Regions from separate parts of the Mus musculus genome. Here all the other regions are linked to region 2. Evidence: chromatin loops called from intact Hi-C (ENCODE). Cell type or tissue: heart. All regions are shown on one strand. Each heading gives the region's core, and the rest is flanking DNA. Links, peaks and the distances in the headings are about the cores only.

Region 1 (6,645 bases), core at 1,100-6,099, 210 kb after region 2:
GGGCTGCCTGATTAAGGCATCTTTATTTAGAGGTGGGGATCTCTAAGGGCCAGTCTCTCTTAGAGGACTGGGATTGGAGGCAGCAGGTAAAAAGGACGACCTGAAAGAGGAATCTGGACTTCGAATGTACACTCCACAGGTTAGGCACCGCATTATTTCAGGATAGGAATATTATGACAGAGGCCAATGGCCGGTTGAAAGCAGGCCACCAGTTATTTGTCAAAATGTGAGTTGAATACATCTGTCAAAGGTCAGAGCAATGCTGTTGAAGGAATATCTTGTCCCAGTAAACAAAAGTGACATGGCCCATCTGCAGCAAGCCAGAGTATAGCCCTCAACTCAGTAAGTACCTTAAAATAGTCTTGAACAGTTACACCTTTGGCTGTCTATAATTTGAATGATTTCTAAAGGGTTTTTTTTTTCAGAGATTTATCTATTTATTTTATGTATATGAGCACACTGTAGCTGTCTTCAGACACACCAGAAGAGAGCATCAGATTTCATTATAGATGGTTGTGACCACCATGTGGTTGTTGGGAATTGAACTCAGGACCTCTGGAAGAGCAAGTGCTCTTAACTGCTGAGCCACCTCTCTGGCCCTCTAATGTTGTTGTTGTTTTGATTAGCATGTGTGTTATAGTCATGTTAATCTAAGGGGCCCCGGTTGACCACAGTGACTGTGGCAAATGTCCCAGGAAGGAGAGCGAGCGTGGGTGGAGGTAAAGTCAGAGTGCTTAGTGAGAGTGCTGAGAGAGTACAGTGGACTCTCTGTCCTTTGTCACCAGCATGGCCCAGGAATATTGGTTTGGCAGGGTGTGGGCAGCAGGATGATTGTGGTTTTGGTAAGTGTGGCTGGTTTAAGTTGTTTGGCTTTGGAATTTTAACGTTGGTGGTGTGAATCGAAGCTGCTCTCTGTATCGCCAAAGCTGTGCATTCAAACAACTCTACAGAATGATTTATGATTAAGGATCGAACCTTCAGTACTTTTAAAAATCACTAAGGCAACAAAGGAATGAAGAAAAATTAATCCCTGAGGATACAGTAGACTTCTCTGTTGAAGAGAGAATTGTTTCTAATGTTAGTTATTTTTTTTTAAATTAGATCTTTGACTCAAACACTATGAGAAAACAAAAGAAATGGAGCCATTGGTGTGGCTTGACAGGTAAAGGTGCTATCAAACTTGACAACCTGAGTTCAACACCCCCTATCCTACTCCCTGGAAACCATGTGGTAGAATAAGAGAGTCAGTTCCCACAAGATTTCTCTGACTTCCACCCACCACACACATGTGCAGACACACACACACACACACACAAACATGTATATATGTTTACAAAAACTCAAGGCCAGCTCTTCAATTTAAAAATATAAAACACAATTTAATATTCAAACATTAAGGCAAAACTTGGCTTATAGAATCTTTTTTTGGGGGGGAGGGGAGGGTTATTTGGCTTACACTTCCAGATCATACTACATCACTGGAGGAAGTCAGGACAGGAACTCAAGCAGGTCTGGAAGCTGGAGGCAGGAGCCGATGCAAAGGCAGGAGCTGATGCAGAGGCCACGGAAGGATGCTGCTTATTGGTTTGCTTCATGTGGCTTACTCTAGACTCTTTTAAAAAAAAGATTTATTTATTTATTTATTTATTTATTATGTACACAGTGTTCTGCCTGCACTTCAGAAGAGGGCATCAGATCTCATTATAGATGTTAGCCACCATGTGGGTGCTGGAAATCGAACTCGGGACCTTTGAAAAAATAATCAGTGCTCTCAACCTCTGAGCCATCTCTCCAGCCCTTATAGAATCTTTTACTTATAGATTTTCATAAGCACATTTTTGTGTGAGTGTGATTGCTTGAAGAATGGCAGGTTTGCATTTTGAGCCATCTGTATGCTTGTAAGGCAAGACTAAATAAGCATTAGGTAGAGTGCAGTACCGAATCCCTATAGGAGTACTACCTGTAGATTTGCAAAAACCACAGCTCTCAGCTTAGAGGGTATAAGCAAGCCTGTTCTGGAGCCATTTTGAATAGCTGTGGCCCTGTACAACACAGATTTAGTTTACCCCAAACTCCATGTTCCAACGTGGAAGCAGTTTCATGAACTTTTCATAGAACAAAGAAAGTCACAAATCATGATAAATTTAAAGTACCTTGGAGGGCACACCAGAGAAGCAGGCACGGTGAGAGTGGGGAAAGCTTTTCAAGATGCTGTGGGACATTCTTAGCCTTTGGATTGGTGGAGGCTAGTTGTCCGTCTATCTTTTAGTCACAAGAGGTTAGTTTGGTCACAGAAGTGGGCAAGGAATGGCTCTCCAAGAGGGGTTAGAACTGGCCCAAGATAAGGCAATTAGCCTTCAGAACAGCAACATTCTAACCTCTCTGCAGAACTGAAATTCTAATCAGTCAAAATCAGTCTCTGCGGACACAGCTTCCCTCCCCCCTCCTCTCCAGGAGGTTTTATTCACAATCTTTTTTTTTTTTTTTTTTTTTTTTTTTTTTTGATCCTGGCAGCTCTTGTGTCCAAAGTTACAATCTGGCAAAACTGTGAACGCTCATCTGACCACCCCTTCTAGCTGAGCACCTGTAACGAACCGCTCCAACTCTAGGTTTCCTTCCCTTAAAGACGCAATGAAGAAAGGATCTCTTTATAATACCGAGGGAGAAATCAAAACAAAAGGCGCGGGCTGCGGTAATCTGCCGGAAGTAAATCGAGAGAACAGGCTTCCTTCAGCGGGCAGTCGTCTGCTTTTCTGCCCATCTGAATATTTGTTAACCTAATCTCTAATATTTGCCGCTGTCAACTTTCCCAGGGTCAGGCGCAGAGGACGAGCCTTAGGCTGCTCTCTTTCCGGGTGGACCAAATTGGTTTTGCAACACCAACATCCAGTTTCTTCGCAGTCCCCATCATCTCTTTACTCCCTCTGAGGGGCTCATTGGTGGGCGGGGCCGGATCCCGAGCCACGCTGTGATTGGCGGTGTCTTAGCAACTGCAGCGATGTGGTTGTCAACAGAAACTGGACTCCCGCAACTCTGTGCCCGAGGCGGGGACCCTTCGCCAGCATCAGGGGGAGTCACAGCCTTGTCCAGCAGTGGGATGCTGGCCGCGCCCACCTCCTGCTCTGGTTAGTGAGGCCCTGGAGGGTGGGAGGGTCGCTGACGCACGCAAGCCGCCTGGCCTCGCAACTGACAGATTACTTACTAAGTGGGGGATACCATCCTTCTAGACCAGATCTTCCAGGTTTCCAACTGGTTGTGTGAGGGAAAAAACAAGTTTGTAATTTCCGAGCTGGACCTCGCTTCTGCTGGGAAAGGGCAGTGGCCAGGCCGCACCCACTTGAGAGCTGGATTTCAGAGTCAAAGTCGCAGACGTGTGCGAGCCCTTCTTACCCAGGGCTCTCCCCCCACCCCCACTCTTTGCAGAAGCTCAGCTCCCTAATGCTTGTCTATCCAGAGGCCAAAGTTAGTCAGAGGACATAGCATACTGATCAGTATATTAGAAACTCATTTCTGAGAAGCAATGATCAAAACTTAACAATCCAAACTCAAAGCGATCTTCTTGAGTGAAAGGTTTGAGTCTGGAGAAAGCCTCTGCTTGCCTCTTGGTTTTTGGGGGCATTCACATCACTTTCACTTTCTAATATGGACTTTTAACCTCATGTAGTTGTTCTTCTAATCTTCTCAGAAGTTCTCCATTTCTTTTCTTCTCGGCGATGACCTAACAGCCCCACCCCCACCCCACGAGCCCAGTTTTCAATTCTTGGTCCTGTTCTCAACAGTGTGTCCCACAGACCATTTCAATCCCTTAACCCTGCCCACGTTTATCTGAGGCGATGCTCTTAGCCTAGCTTTGCCTTTTAAGGATAGAAAGAATAAGACTGTTAAGAATTGTAACAGGATACATCAGGGAACTTCATCCCAGCTTCCTTTCTTCCCAGAAGAATCAGAGTTCAGAACTCCCACAACATACCTCCCCATCTCCTACCCCTCCATACTACTCCCTCCCTCCCTCCCCCATGCACAGATTTCTTTTTTTAGAAACTAGCAAGGATGAAGATTGGAGGTGTTGATCATACGTTTACCAAGGATCCAAATTGAATTAATAGAGTCTAAGTTAGACTCTGGTCCAGGGCTTGTAAGAACAGTGACTGGATTGTTCTTGGCTTCTCACTATGGGCAGGTGCATAGCAGCCGACAAAGAAGGGCTCTTAGCGTGATCCCAGTCCTCCTGCCTCAGTTTCCTAAGTGTTGGGATGAAAGGTCTTATCCATCTTAATCTTCCTGCTGTCCTGGGAGCTTTGCCTGTCCCTGGCACTCAATGGCTCGATGGACAACTCCAAGTTTTTAGGACTGCGGACAACCAGAGGTGGTGGTATATATACTTGTAATCCCAGCACTCAGGAGGCTGCAGCAAAGAATGCCACAAGGTCAAGCCTGGTCTGAGCTATGTAGTCAGACTCTGTCTCAAAATACCAAAACCCAAACCAAAACAAAAACCTTACCACTGGTAACATTATTGCACACTATAAAGCAGACCTTGCCAGTATGTATCCTCTCTGCCTCAGAGGAAACTCCCAAGTAACCACAGAAAATAGATAGCATAGCCACACCCAGAAAACAATGTGTCTTGTGTTTAAAAGGATAGCTACTTCCTGATCATAACTTTTCTAGGACCCGATCTTTGCCTTGTTTGAGAACAATCAGGATTTTCTCAGCTGCTATGAGTGGCTGATTTAATCCATCTCAATAGTATAGGTAGTGCCTGTTATACAGTAATGTGGCGGGGGCATTCATGTAGTTTGTCCTGGTAGCAACCAAACTTCTGCTTAGTCTAGAGAGGACAGACCTGGGTCTGAGGCTACAAGGATGAAGCCTCAAAGCAAAAAGTAGGCTTTGGTGGCTGGGGAGACACTCAAGGTTAAAAAGAGTAGCTGTGCTTCCAGAGGGCCCAATTTTGGTTCTCTGTTTGTAATTCCAACTCCAGAGAGTCCAAGGGATGCTGCACACATATGGCAAAAAGACAGACATACAGACACAAATGCAAACTTTTCAAAAGGTAGAGTTGCTCAGGTAGCTTTAGAGGGTTAGTGAAGGGAGACAGTCTCCACACAGGCATCGAAGTCTCCAATCCTCAGGCTTCCTAGCTCTTCATTCCCTGCTGGGAGACACATTTTCTCCATTTCTTTCCTCTTATTCTCTGGCTGCAGCTTCACTTTCTAAGTATCCTCAGGCTATAAACCCCCAAGGCAAAGATCTGAATTTGAATGACTCAGACATCCTCTCAGATCTGATAAAGCCAGTCTCATCTTAAAAATTAACTTTAAAAAAGTCACCCAAGTCCCCATAGAGGCTGGGACTTGTGTTGTCACAAAGTTGGAGAATTCAATTGCTTTGTAAAGGATCCAAGCATGTGTCCATTTCAATTTAACTGAAAATGTAAGCAAATTAAAGAATGTTTTTCTTTGGCTTGAAAGCCAAAGGCATGAGTCTTCTAACCAGTCTTTACGGTTATGAAAGTCTGTGAGAAAACCTTACTAGGGAAGTTTGTATAAAAACCTCCCCTTTAAAAATCTAAAGCAAGTAAATACCCCCAGCGAGAAGAATGGAGGAGGTATGCTTGTGGGAAGAGAGAGATTAGCCAGGTTATTTTTCTTAGCTTCTCTTGTTTCTATAGGAACAACAGAGGCCAGATCTTGCTACTGTCTCCGTAGACAGATCTCTAAAAGCAGGATAAGCCATATTTGTCTGCTCTCTGATATGTTCTAAACTTCACAGTCCAGTAGAATTGGATATTAGGGCTTAGAAAAATTCTTGGAGGGGTGGGGAAGGGTCAGTTAGTAGAGTACCTGCTGTTGGAACATAAGCATCCAAGTTTACATCCTCGGCACCTGTGTAAAGAGCTATGCGAAGTGGCACCACCTGCAATGCCAGCCTTGTGTGGCAGATACAGGAGGCTTCCTGTAGTGCCGTGGCTAGCTAGTTTAGCCAGCCAGTGAGCTCCAGGCTTAATGAGAGATCCTGTCTCAAACAGTAAGGTTGAGAGTGACTTGTGAAGCCACCAGCTTTGGCCTCTGGTCTCCATATGCACACACAAACAAACACACACACATTCACACTCACACACACTCATACACACACACACACACACACACACTCACACTCACATGCATATGTATATACCAATACATCGTGCACACACATGCACACAAAAATGTGCTTGGAGTACATTTGTTCTTGGCAGCAGCCTCTGGCAGATATGTCGTCATACAGGTGTGTTAGTCTAGAGGGGTGAAGTCAGTTCCTATAGTAGCAGGACAGCGGAAGTTTGTTAGGGATTTTTTGTTGTTGTTTTGAGTTTTGTTTTTCTGAAACACAGTCTCACCGTGTATCTCAGATGGCCCCCCAATTCTCAATCCTCCTGCCTCAGTCTCCTGAGTGCTGACATTATAGGCATGTAACATCACTCCTGTCTCACACTGAACTCGATTTTTATGTTTCCCCCAATCATGATGCTCTTCAAATCACCTTGTCACATACTCATCAAAATGAGCCTTGTAACCAACCTTGTTGTCATGAGGGCAGAGTGTCTCCAACCCTATGGATTTGTAGACCTTTGGAAGTGACCCTCAGTGGACAGTACAGGTT
Region 2 (6,645 bases), core at 1,107-6,106:
ATGGAAGACTTACATTTGGATAGGAAAGGCAAGCCGATATAGCAGTGATCCCCACACTGCAGCCCAGGGTCAAAATAAATGTTTGCAATCTGTAAAGGAACACAGGACGACCATGAGTGCCGAGAACAGACAGACGGCCAGCCACAGAGTGATGACAGCTGGAAATTCTCATTTCTAACAAACCTTAGACTTCTTCCCTGGCTCCAAGTCTTCCCTATTACCCCGTAATCGTTTGTAGTAGAATCGTACGTCTTCTGACAAAGACCTTATTTGCTGTATCTTCACCTTCTGTGAGAAGGAATTCATAATATTTAAGCTCTGATGAACTATTTTCCCCTGAAAGAAGAAAACACAAGTTCAGAATTTTCATCAATCGACCTTTTAAAATTATAATTGACACGAAAATCCATGCCCTCATTCAAATGAGAACCAGCAAATCTGAAGACCTGAGATCACAGGCCAGCTTTTTCACTGGTGCCATCGTGCATGTTACAGAAGTACTGTTATAAACTAATGGGAATTTAACTTGTGTTGACATACTAAGTACCCAGGAAGGCACAGAGGGGGCTTTAGAGGGTCACTTTGTTTGTAATGTAAAGTCTGCTAACACCAAGGCAAGGCTGCCCCAAAATAAATGAATTCTAAAATCTAACCAAGGAAGGCCGAAACACATTCTTTAAAAGAAAATGTTTTCCTTAGAAATACAACAGTAATTTTTGCCATCCAAGAGAAAATTAAATCTCTTTAAAAATGTAGGCTATCGGGCTGGTGAGATGGCTCAGTGGGTAAGAGCACCCGACTGCTCTTCCGAAGGTCCAGAGTTCAAATCCCAGCAACCACATGGTGGCTCACAACCATCTGTAACAAGATCTGATGCCCTCTTCTGGAGTGTCTGAAGACAGCTGCAGTGTACTTACATATAATAAATAAATAAATCTTTAAAAAAAAATGTAGGCTATCAGCTGGCATGGGGTACATGCCTGTACTGTCAGCATGTGGATGATCAAGGCCAGAGGACAGAGCCTCATACGTCCTTGTCTTGCAAAATAATAATTCACAGTAAAAACACACCAAGTAACTCATTGAAGACTCTGACAAAACAGCACACAAATTAGATTCTTCTGAAAAGGTTTGCTTGTTTTAACTATGTGTATGAATGCTTTGGCTGTACACATGTAAAGTGCACTGTGTGCATGTCTGGCAAGTGCAGCGGCCAGAGTTAGGAACTGGGAACAGACAGCAAGAAGCTGCCATGCGGGTGCTGCCAACTCCACTATCCTCTCTGCAAAAGCCTAACTCCTATAACTGCTGAGCCGACTCTCCAGCCCCACAGACTGAAGTCTTCATCAGTGTTCCTTCTTACCAAGTAACAGTTTCGTTTTTCTAGAAGGTATCAAATTAGAAAAGCTTGAAATTAAAAAAGATTCAAGCCAGGCAGTGGTGACACACGCCTTTAATCTTAGCACTCAGGAGGCAGAGGCAGGCAGATTTCTGAGTTTGAGACAGCCTGGTCTATAGAGTAAGTTCCAGGATAGCCATGCATGGCTACACAGAGAAACCCTGTCTCAAAAAAAAAAAAAAAAAAAAAAAAGAAAAAAGATTCAAATTATTCTTAAGAAGCACATTACAAGCTTGACTTACTTTTATAAACTCTCTGATTGAATAAAGAATTATGGTCTTTGTACATGTGGTTCCTATCCCCTTAAAATAATTTTCTAAATGAGAAACGTGCTTGTCTAATAATTAGTCCCAGAAAACAGATATATGACATCCTTCTCCCTGGCAAGACCCCGAGGGTGGCCATGAGGCTGGGGAGAGGACGGGTACAGCGGTGGCTGCAGTGCTGCCTTGTCAGCTATCCAGTTTCTACAGCTAACATAACTCCTGCTGGCCTGTTCTTAGGCCACATGAAGACCAAAGATAATAAAATTCCTTTTGCAACTCTACTCAAATATTGAGCTGAAAGGTTTTTGAAACGTTTTCTGACATACTGCTCCCTAGCAGCTAGTGAGGAGATTGGGGTACTGATGGTGACTGAGGAGGAAGAAGGCTCTTATGCACGCATGATAAAGCATGGGTGTAACATACAGTCAGGACAAAGTGCAATATAGGGAGGCAAAGGCTCGATGATAGCCCAACTGAAATATGTTAACCTTATTAAAATTTATATTGAAAGGGACACAATCTTGAGTCAGGCTTTGTTAAATAGGGTGTCCCATCTCCTACCCGCTAGACCTCCACCCCAAGAAGATACCATTTCTACATTCCTACATCTGCCCAACGCATCCTGACTCTTTCTCAAAAAGCCAGCTCCTTTCCTATTTCTTCTCTCAAGGCTCAACCTCTGAGGCATAGCTGAGCTCTCTGACTACCTGTCTCTCACAGTTGCCTCCCTGTGTTGACCTCATTGGGACACTCAAGGAGTTGATCCCTGTGAAATATCTTTGCCTGTGTCCTCTCCCAACCACCTCCCTCATGTATATCACCTGCTAGTCACTGGGGATAAAAGGTACCTCATTCCTTTCCTAGAGAGACCAACCCGTAAGAAACCATCATCAAACCAAAAAGGAATTGTGACAAGTGTTCTAGAATTACACATGAAACCACTGCTGTCTACAGTAGTCAAGAAGTATTTGGATTTTTGTATTTCCTTACTTAATATCCTATATACAGACTTTTAATTCTTTAAAATTAAAAAGATTACATTATTTACTTGTGTGTGTGTGGTGGTGGGCTCATGTGCCAGGGCGTGCACGCCCCATGCAGACCGTGTAGAGGTCAGGGAATAACTCACACGAGTTGCTTCTCTCCTTCCCTCATGTGAGTCCTGCTAAACTCAGGTGGATCAGGCTTGGTGGCACCTTCACCTGCAGAGCCACCAACCCCAGATGAACTGAAAACATCTTAATTTTAAATCTTAAAAGTAACTAAAAAGATACTGATTCTATCTAGAAAGAGATTTTATACTTATGTTGCACATATCAAGTTTTATATGTAAAACCCAACAATTTATTTGTATATTATATTTATTTATTTATGAGAGTAAATGTTTATATTTTTATGTAGGAAAAAATCCAATTCAGCTGGGCTTTGTTGAAATCAAGGGACCTCTTCCTACTGAATAAAACCTATGTGGGTTTTTTTTCCCTAGCACAAAGACTTTTTTTTAAAAAAGATTTATTTATTATTATATGTAAGTACACTGTAGCTGTCTTCAGACACTCCAGAAGAGGGCGACAGATCTCATTACGGGTGGTTGTGAGCCACCATGTGGTTGCTGCGATTTGAACTCAGGATCTTTGGAAGAGCAGTCGGTGCTCTTAGTCACTGAGCCATCTCTCCAGCCCACAAAGACATTTTTTACATTTTTAAGCATCTACAAAGTTTTTGGAGATGATTTTAAAATTGTCTGTACATGCCTGCCTAGACAATTTCTTATCAAGCTGAAAAAATTGATTCTAGCTGTTTTTCAGATAGATCAGAGAAACATTTTGATATCAACTTTTTCTGCATCAAGAGTTCCTGTTTCTATTTTACGAGTGTTGGTATTTATGTGCACTGTATGTGTGTCTTGATCCCCTGGAACTGGGGTTACAGACAGCTGGGAGCCATCCTGTCATGTAGGTGCTGGACTCCCAGTGACTCTTTAAACACGGCCCTGTCGCAGCCCTCGCCCTCCTGCTGCAGGGTGCAGCTGCTTCTCTCCCTGACAACCAATGGGATGCATCCTTAGGTTTTCTAAATTGCTAACAACCTAATTAAACAGCTTCATATTTTTTTTTTGTTTTTTGTTTTTTTAAAAAAGGTCACTCTGTGTGTATGTGTGTGTAAAACTATACAGAACAAGACATTTCTTTAGGCCATTTTTTCCCCCTTTCAAATAGTGGAGGCTTTGCTGGAAGCAGGAAAGGCTTTGTTGAGTTAGGCTGCAAGATGCTTTCTCTCTAAGCCCCTTTTTCTTTGCAGGACAACTTGTATCTGCTTTACACATCAAGGCTCCTGCTTCCAGTCTTCATAGGAAATCTTCCTGAGGGAGGGTCTATTGCTCATCCCACTTTCCATTCTCTTAAGAACCTGGCGCAGTGCGGTGCTTCAGTTACAGTAGAGGATGAAAACAGGAAATGTCTTTCCCATTTGAGCACTAAGCAACAGAAAACAACGATCAAGCGAAGCGTGAGCTGGCTTACTGGGAAGGAAGGGGGAAGAACCATGTGCTTGGGGAAGCAGGTCAGCGAGCCCACGGCGATCACAGCTTTCACAGGGATGGTCAGGATCTATGGAGGAAAGAGGCAGACCACCATCACGTCAGAAGTCTGGGATGTTTGCTACTGACAATGACTTCACTGTTTTAGGAATTAAAAACAAAGCTTATTTTGTGTTGTATACTGACAATAACGCAAAACCAGTATTAAAACCACCCTGGAAACTTTTTAATCTGCCCAAGGTTTTCTATAAAATGAAAACAATCCATTTCCAGTGACTACTCATTTACCTGCTAAAACCAGTTAAGACCAAGTCACAGGGGAGGAATAAAGACAGCTTTTCAAAATACAAGTCCTCTACAGATTAAAAAGGAAAGTTGTATTCCTAAAACAACATCTATAAAAATCCAGGATTTCTACAGCTATGAAATTCAATATTGTTTTGGTAGAAATAGATTTCAACTCAAGTTTTAAAGACAAGTTGAACATTCTGTAGTTAGAATTTCAGCTTATTCCTAATTAGTATCACAAGTGAGCCATGAATGCCGTGTATGGGGGTATATTTGTGTTTTGTTTTAAAAACTTTTATTTTTTTAATTGTATGTGTGTGGCTATTTTGCCTGAATACCTACCACGCTCATGCCTGGTGCCTGCAGAAACCGGAAGGGGGCACTAGATCCTCTGAACTGGAACTACAAATAGTTATGAGCCACCTTGTAGGTGCTGGGAATTGAACCTGGGTCTTCAAGAAGAACAGCCAGTGCTCCTAACTGCTGAACCATGTTTCCTGCCCTGTTTAATTTTTATTTTCATCCATTAAAAAAAAAAAAAAAAACCAAAAAACCAAAACTGTCTCAATTCTGAAAGGCACTTACTTCTATATGAATGTTAAGTATGAATTCCTCACTTTTGGAGGTAACTGGATATACTCTAATCATTTATTATTTGAATAGCCAGTTCTGTTTATTTTGCCACTGGATTTGTGTATGCTGAAACCACTCAGGAGGACAAAGATAGCAACTTGTTGAATTTAGAAGTACTCAACCGCCCAAAGATCTGTAAGTGTTAAATTAAAAGTATTTAGGTCTGAGACAGGCAAGCAACCTTCCACCTGTAATGCTAGCACTTGGGAAGCTCAAGTAGGAGGCCTGCTAGTTCAAGGCTGGTTTACTATACAGTGAGTTCCAGAACCTTTATCCAAAAAATCAAAAGTATAAAATAGGAAAAAGATCAGATCTGCCAGAAATACATGCAATCAGGATCTTAGTGAATATAATATACACTCTACACAGAGGACTGCAAAACACAAGTGCAGAGTCAGACCTGCAGCTCAGGAAGTCCAGTCCAGACCTGCTCTGTGGTGATCTGTAGACAGGTTTTTAACAGCGTGACTCTCAGTGTGCTAAGGGCACTTTCCTGTCACTGTGGTTAAGTTAGGAGGTCTGAGGAGGTTCAGCAGAGCCCTGGGAGGTACAAGCACTAGTGTTCTGAAATGGCTCTGAAAGGTCTGTATTAAAGGCACAAGAGGGGTACACTGTAAATAAATGTAGTTCTCTGCTTCTACAGAAACTGACATGCCCGATCAATGTGCACAGCCATTAATAAGTTTGAGAAAACCCCGCTGGTCAGCTTACCTCGTAGTCGGTTGTGATCTGTATGGCCCCATCATGGACCCCTTCTAGCTTCTTGGCAGTAAGTTTGACTCTGAACACTGCAAAGTGTCCTGAAGCTAATGTTACCTGAAGCAGTAAAAATGGCATCATTTAGTAGCTGTGCAGGTTCAAGGGTCTTACTGAAGGGGGAGCACTCTGGTGGTGAGCTATGCCCACACAGACCCATGTGTGGACTTTGTGTGACAGCATCTGCACAGCTGATGCACAGAACCTTACTGCAGACACTCTCCTTTCATGACAGTGTGGTACAGATCCTTCCAATTCTTCTGTGCCCTCATCATCTACTCTGTGCCTGCTTCACTGTGGTAGACGGGCTCCACAAGGCCCCCGCAGTGTCTAGCGCTCATGGCCACCGGGAAACAGGTCACAGTACTTGCCGAGTGGGGCACATAGCCCTGCTCTTTCACTTGGGCCGGAAACACCCATTCTAACTTGAAGCAGTAAGAGGCCCACTCACCGGGGACTGGTCGGGCAAAGAGGACCGCTCCAGTTCTGGAAGGCTTGCAATCACCGTGCTTCTGTTGCCTCTCTCTGTAGCTACAAGTTCTATTGATAAGCCATCTCCTATGATATGCCAACTTTTTATTGCCAGCTTCAAAGAGAAAACAAAAAGTGATCTTGCAGCACAAACATGAAATCTTCAGTGTAACTGAGAATAAAAACAATGTCTTTACCTCAATTGGATTGCTGTTTATAATTGCAAATAAAATACTACTTGCTTCTGTAGCACTCAGTACTCCAAAATCTATGAAGCGTTCTTCTATTTTGGG
Region 3 (6,645 bases), core at 790-5,789, 97 kb after region 2:
GGAACATAGGCAACACTACTACACCCTACTCCAAAAAATTAAAAAGTTTAAATGTAAAGTTACCAAGTTTATTTCTTTGCTATCACTATCTGATACGGACAAATATATTTTTCACCGTCATGAAGCAGACAACACATCCATAAAACATGTTAACCTTACGAAGCAAGTTGGCTGCTTTCACCGCAGCATATTCAGCAAGAATAAGCCAATATGGAATCCCACATCCAACTCAGACAGAATCTTCCTGGAGTGGTAACAGCAACATCTGAGGAGGGACAATGTACTTTAATCTATCCTAAATGTCTTCTTTGGGGAGTGGGGGGGGAAGGAATCTGGAGAGAGCAATGGCTGAGCCGTTGAAAACTGGCTGTTCTTCCAGAGGACCCAGGTTCAACTCCCAGCAACCATGTGGCGGCTCACAACTTTCTGTTATTTCAGTTCCAGGGGATGACACCTTTACAGACTACATGCAGGCAAAACACCAATACATATGGAATATAGGAAGGTAGGTAGGTAGGTGACTGGGTGACTGGGTGGATGGCTCCCCCGATTTTTGGAATTTCTCCTGCTTTTCAAATTGTGTCCTGATCTTGAAAGCACTTTGGGAAGACAAAGAACACCACAAAGAAAATGCAAGTTCCTAGAAGTTGGGGATCCCTTCATTGCTGGGGTGCTGATGACCAACCCAATGTCTAGCACACTGATCCTCAATGAATGTTTGCTCAACTGAATACATGGGATATCTTCAGACCAAGAAACTGGTCTCGTCCAGCTGAAAATAACAGCAATGTGACTTGCCTGGTATTGCATAAGCACCTCCCACTGAAACATACTATGAATATGTAACAGCTAATCCAGATCTAGTACTTCCTGCTGCCTGCCAAGCCTATTCACCATCATTTAGAACACCTCAGAAGGTGAGTACTCCATGGTACCCACCCAAGCAGATCAGGTAGGTGTGACAAGAGGGCTACAACACTTGCCCAAGGTCAGAGGCAAGCCCGCCTCCCAAGTATGCTTAGTCTCTACAAGAGATAAGAGCCTGTCTCCTACACAAGAGTAAGGGAATCATTTATCAGGAAAACATGCTTGCTCTGACCAAGCTTTCCACAGACTGTTCACAGATCTGCCCACTACTTAAAACAAAACAAGGCATACTTATAGTTGGAAATGGTGGGATACACCTGCAATCCCAGTATTAGGGAAACTGAGGCAGGAAGATGGTGAGTCCCAGATCACTTTGACTCAGCAAAACTGAGTTAGCTTGATTCCACCCTAAGTCCTTCACCATGACTATTCTCCCCATTAGAAGCTGATCAATATATAGGTTATATACATATTAGAAGCTAATGACTATATGTCTTCCTTACATTCTACCTAAGAACAGCAGCATATTAAAAGCACTGGGGTAAGGATGATGTGGATCATTACACAGCGTGAGAGCTAAACCTATTCATATGTGGCCATGAAGTCAGCTCTCTGAAAAGGTTCCATTTATTTCAGTTCCAGACCAGGTCAAAAAGAGGAAACATAAAAATAAAGGCATCGAAACAGCTCTGCAGTTAAGAGTGCTTGCTGCTCTTCCAGAGGAGCCAAGTGTGGTTCCCAGCACTCACATGGGGCAGCTCACAACTGCCTCTAAGTCCTGTTCCTTGGAACCAATGCTCTCTTCTGGCCTCTGTGGACCCTGACACACGCATGCAGGCACGCACACACATATGTGTGCACATGCGCACAAACACCTATTTTTAAAAAATAGTAAGATTAAATGGAAAGGTATTTAAATAAGTACTTAGATTATAGTAAAAAATAATACCTGCTAAATAAAATACTGCATTGAGAACCTTTTCGAGAGAGTTGCCAGTGGAGAGAGAAGAAGGTAAAGGTGGGTAGCGGAGAGAATCTTTAAACTAAAGTTGTTCCCATTTAGTCTAAGGGAAGCCAGACTCAGGATCCTTGATTGGTCGAAGTCAGTCAGTCCTGGAGTCTCAATGCTGCTGTCTCTAATCCTAACACACTCTCTCCCACCTCCTGCAGCAATGCCTTCCACCACTGTTTCCTGTGGCTATCTTTTCTTGTTTGTTCTGGTTTTGTCCTTTTTAGGTAGGAGGCAGAAGGCAAAAAAAGAAATTCAAGAGTCTGCAGACAAAGATGCCTTGTAACAAAGATACAGTGTCTTACTGCCTAAGCTCCCAAATGGGTCACTCATCCTGAACAATGACAGCTTTAGATGGCATTTGTGTATTTGGGGATCCCAAAAGCTTTTTTAAAAGCTGAACTTATAAGAAAATAATCATTATAGGAGACACACAGACTGACTCACACTGAGTGTGTCCTGAGGTGTGCCTTCCCCAACGTCCCCAGTGCACTCCTGCCCCCAATTCCAGGCCCATCACAGCAACCACCAGTAAGCAAGTGTCTGCCTAGAATCTGTTCAGCCATCAGATAAAAGACTGTTTCCAGGTCTAGCTTAGGAAATGGTACTACTGAATAAAACTTCATGAATAAACTTACCAGGGTCCAGTCTAACCTGGCTGGAGCCTGAATAGAGAGATGTAAAAGGGGTGGAAACAATTCAGCTGGTACAGTGTTGTCTAATTAGTATGCATGAGGCCCTCCATTCCGTCCCAGCACCAAATAAACAGGGTATGGTGTTACACATCTGTAATCCCAGCACTTAGGAGATAGAGGCAAAGAGGGCAGCAGTTCAGAGTCATCTCTGACTACACAGGCCATGCTGAGCTACCTGAGGCCATGTCTTTAAAAAGAAAAAAAAGAAAAAAAAAATCAAGACAAAAAATGAGATGTAACTACTAGATAGGGGCTCACAGAATCTGTATATAATCAAATAGAATATATTTAAAAGGTCCAGTGGGATGAAATATCTGGTAAAGGCACTCACTGCTAAGCCTAACTACTGAGTTCTAGTCCCAGAGCTCACACAGTGGAAAGAACCAAGTCCCACAAGTTGTCCTCTGACCTTCACACATGTGCCATATACACACAAAGTAAATGTAAAAAAGTCAATTGAAAATTCAGGTGGCATTTTAATATTAAGTATATTTAGTATATTAAGACTTTAAGATAGCAGCGAAAAGTTCTGAGGTGAACATGAGTGGGACATGAGCCAGTCCCACTTGTGGTTAAGCAGAATTACTGAGCCCTTGCCATGGGCCATGTGTACCACAGATAAACTAGCAGGCCCTCTATCTCACTGCAATGGGGCCTCTGAGAGTTAAGTCCCACCCTCAGAGGAGCTGCCTAGATACAAACAGAAATCTTCACAACCAGTCAAGCAGTGCTGGCTTACAGGAAGTGCAGGAGGCAAGGGGAACTCTCAACAGCCTCCACCTGTCCCATATGCTGCAGACAGATACTGGCCAGAGCAAGCGTCCTGGCTACTGTTATCAAGGACTACAGGCCATCTACAGCTCTCCACTCAAACCAGTTTTCTAAGGAACTCCCATTACAATAAAGAGGATATGGCAACATTTATGTTAGTTAGCTGATAAATTCACTCACTAAGGAACAATTTGTAACTACTGGGTATATCTAGGTTAAGCTTTTATCTCCAATGCTACAGGCACTGAGGTCACCCAGAACTTGGACTTCGAGCCAGCCCCTTGAGAGGAGCAGCAGTGTGTGCCTGGATAAACAAACACTGCTGTTCTAGCACCAGGTCCTCCCAGGCACTAGGCCAGGCTGCCTTTGTTTGGGTCCTGTTTCCTGGCTTCTGCTAGCCGGTTACCTCCCCCTTCTCTTAAGGCAGACACTTAAATGCCTATCTTATGTTTTCAAAACCATTTCCTTTACAGATCCTCATTACTGAGCCTTTCAAGCCTTCTCTGCTATCTCCAATGCTTATCTCTGGGCTGGCACGCCTCTTGATAGGCTGCCATTGAGTCTGAGTGCAGTCCTGCAGTGAGTCAGAATCTATCTCCACACCCACCTGGTGAAGACTGTTCCATCCTTCTCTATAGACAGTCTGCTCACAGGAAAACAACCTAATGTGTGTATCTTCAAGATACTTCAGGACCAGAAGCAGGAAGAGAATGCTCCAAGTTCACACTCCCCAATGTAGCTGGCTCATATTTTCCCTTCTTTGATTCCAGAGCTACCTACCAGATGTTATCATATAATGCAAATTAGTCACTGCTCTAAATTCTGCTCAGCACCTTTGGAAACACCCTGTCTGGGGTGGAGCTCTGCAGGGGTCGGGGCATCTGCCTCCAGGCCAGTCACCTCTGCAATCCAAGATCCCGGGCGGCTGGTGTGGTCCACCTCTCCTCCTGTGGACTGGGAATGACTATCCTAGTGCAGCTATGGCCAGAACTGAAATGTTGCCAGGAAAAGTGCTGCTGTAAGCTAAAAGTAGAAAGCAAGAGACTCGTCCTCCAGGGGATACACTAGGAAACTTGCTTTCCTACTGGAACACTATGCAAGGGAATGGAATGAAAAGTTGGCATACACTATTCAAATAAAATACCACCTTAAAGCAATGCCTACCGATTCACTGGGGTCCATCCTTAGCTCCACTCTGCCTGTGACTGTTCAATAAGAATAAAGGTACCGATGAATTATGCAATAACATTATGCAGCTTGACTGAGTAAAAAAGGGTAAAAAGATGTAAGTAGAGATGCAAGCCAAAGTTAAGAGTATAGTGAAGACAGAACAAAGGGCAGAATGTCTCTACGTAAAAAGTTACCGGACACTAACATTCCTCAACCTAGACAAAGTGCCTGAGAATACAAGAAGCATAGGCACGTCCATTTCAGTCAAGGAAAGCCCACATTTGGAATTTCCATGCAGGGAACTACATGGTTAGTAAATGACAAACTAATATATAAGAGCATTCATCTGAGAACCTCTGACCTATTCAGCAGACAATGAATTTAGGCAGAAACCAGCCGGGTGAAATAAAAGGACACGTGCTTGCTGACTGGGTCCCAGGGCTAGGGCCAGCAGAGAGGATGACAACTCAGACTGAGTTCTGCCACAAAGACAAAGCATCATCAAGCATTTTGACCAGCTTCCAAAAGTCTGCCCTTCTGGGCCTGTGGCTCATTTTCACCCTGGACGTGCAGTAGCAAAGCACAAGAAAGTAAAGCAGCAGCAGGTGCCACCAACACCTGCGCACTTCCAAACCAGCCCCAGCCCCAGCACCACCGCCACCGCCACCCTCCAGCTCACTGACCCGCATCAAAGCCCTCTCAAGCCCTCTCTGATGCGGCAAGTTTGTAATGCAGCTGATGGGGGAAAGACAAGAGGACAGAGAATGACTGACTGACATCACTGACTCCCCATGCACTGTGAGGTCTGCCTTAAGAGTTTTATCAGCTGCGATATAAACATTTGAAGACAGAGGTCAAACACTGAGCCCAGAGATCGCTGCAGCAGCAACTATGTGAAATGACACGTGACAATGCCATCGGTGGAAGCAGCTGTGAGAACCTAACTGTTTAGAAATGCACATAAATCATCTTGTCCATAGAGAGTGTACAGAGCCTTCGAAGAGGAGCCTGTGTGACCTACAATCCCAACACCTGCTACAGAGTCTATAACCGCTGGCCTGTGGCACACTGCTGAAGGCCTGCGAGGAAACGGCCCAGGCACATAAGCACTTGCTCTGTTTGATAAACAAGCAAAAGCAACAAATAAGTCAGTGTGATAAGCGGAAGCAACCTTTATATGATTTCTAAGAGGAAAAAGTCAGCTGACATAGTTCCTGAAACTGTATTTGTGGTAGTCTTTTTTCATAAGCTTGAAAAATTTGTAGAAATTAACAAACACAAAACCCTGAGAAAAATCTCAACATAAAAATGAGAGTTACACCTGGTTAAATAAATACGTCCAGCCAGGGGTGGTGGTACACGCCTTTGATCCCAGCACTTGGGAGGCAGCAGCAGCAACAGGTGTTATCTCTGAGTTGGAGGCCAGCCTGGTCTACACAGTGAGTTCCAGGACAGTGAAAGCTACATAAAGAACCCTAACTTATATTTACAGAGGAAAATCTATACAAAATCATCATACTGAAAAGCAGGTTTACAGCCTTGCTGTTTCTAATACGGTTTCATGTATGCAGAGTAAGAAAATTCTCTATAAAAATCATACTTCTTTATTCTATAGAGGAAAATGTCTGAGGCAGAGGACATAGGTGCTCCAAGCTGTCCATCTGTAGAGAACATGATAATGTCTACAGGCTTCCCTGGCAGGTTCCGCCATTATCTCAATACCCTGTGAATGTGGTAGATCATGTGAGGAGCGGCAACCACTGGTGCAGTAGAAACCAAGATTCTACTCAGATGCTTTTAAGATGCATCTGACCTGTCTGGGTGGGCTCAAGACCTTGAAAACTGGAAGCAAGAAACAGCATGAGGTGGAGTTCGCTCACCTTGTGTTGCTGGCCACAATGTGGCAGGAGAAACTACTAGAACTCAGTGAATTCTCCAAGTCTAAGCTGAGAAGAAGCTGAGACTGCAGACAGCAGGCAGTGAGGACTCCTGAGAAAAAAACCAGGGCAGGGAGCTGTGGCAGGGAGCCTCAGGAATGGGGAAAGAGGTGGTTCAGTGGTTAAGAGCACTGGCTGCTCTTGCAGAAGACCACAGTTTGATGATTCCTGACACCCACATGGTGACTCATAACAA

The links. Peaks named below come from ENCODE experiments on the same cell type or tissue, not always from the same donor. Only the 100,000 strongest peaks of a DNase experiment are listed, where the experiment ranks them.
Region 1: a loop joins it to region 2, with 2.2 times the contacts of the local background. A loop is called at or near these places in 2 of 42 quality-filtered maps.
Region 3: a loop joins it to region 2, with 2.1 times the contacts of the local background. A loop is called at or near these places in 9 of 42 quality-filtered maps.

The regions. Positions count from the first base shown.
Region 1 is chr1:37,026,304-37,032,948 of GRCm38, forward strand. Vwa3b (von Willebrand factor A domain containing 3B) reads left to right here and starts at 3,010. Exons shown (of 28, transcript NM_001370828.1): 1 at 3,010-3,125. In heart, for the core only: no CTCF peak of the experiment used is centred there; a DNase peak (open chromatin) is centred at 3,098; H3K4me3 peaks cover 1,316 bases; H3K27ac peaks cover 975 bases.
Region 2 is chr1:36,818,880-36,825,524 of GRCm38, forward strand. It overlaps Tmem131 (transmembrane protein 131), which reads right to left. Exons shown (of 41, transcript NM_018872.2): 16 at 6,550-6,645; 17 at 6,333-6,467; 18 at 5,837-5,941; 19 at 4,188-4,274; 20 at 184-336; 21 at 14-89. Among named protein-coding and RNA genes, the nearest start is that of Zap70, 60 kb to the left of the region's middle. In heart, for the core only: CTCF peaks have their summits at 3,222 (motif pointing right), 3,424 and 5,976; no DNase peak of the experiment used is centred there.
Region 3 is chr1:36,916,628-36,923,272 of GRCm38, forward strand. All of the region lies in intron 1 of Tmem131 (transmembrane protein 131), which reads right to left. Among named protein-coding and RNA genes, the nearest start is that of Tmem131, 20 kb to the right of the region's middle. In heart, for the core only: no CTCF peak of the experiment used is centred there; DNase peaks (open chromatin) are centred at 3,664 and 4,344; H3K4me3 peaks cover 430 bases; H3K27ac peaks cover 3,330 bases.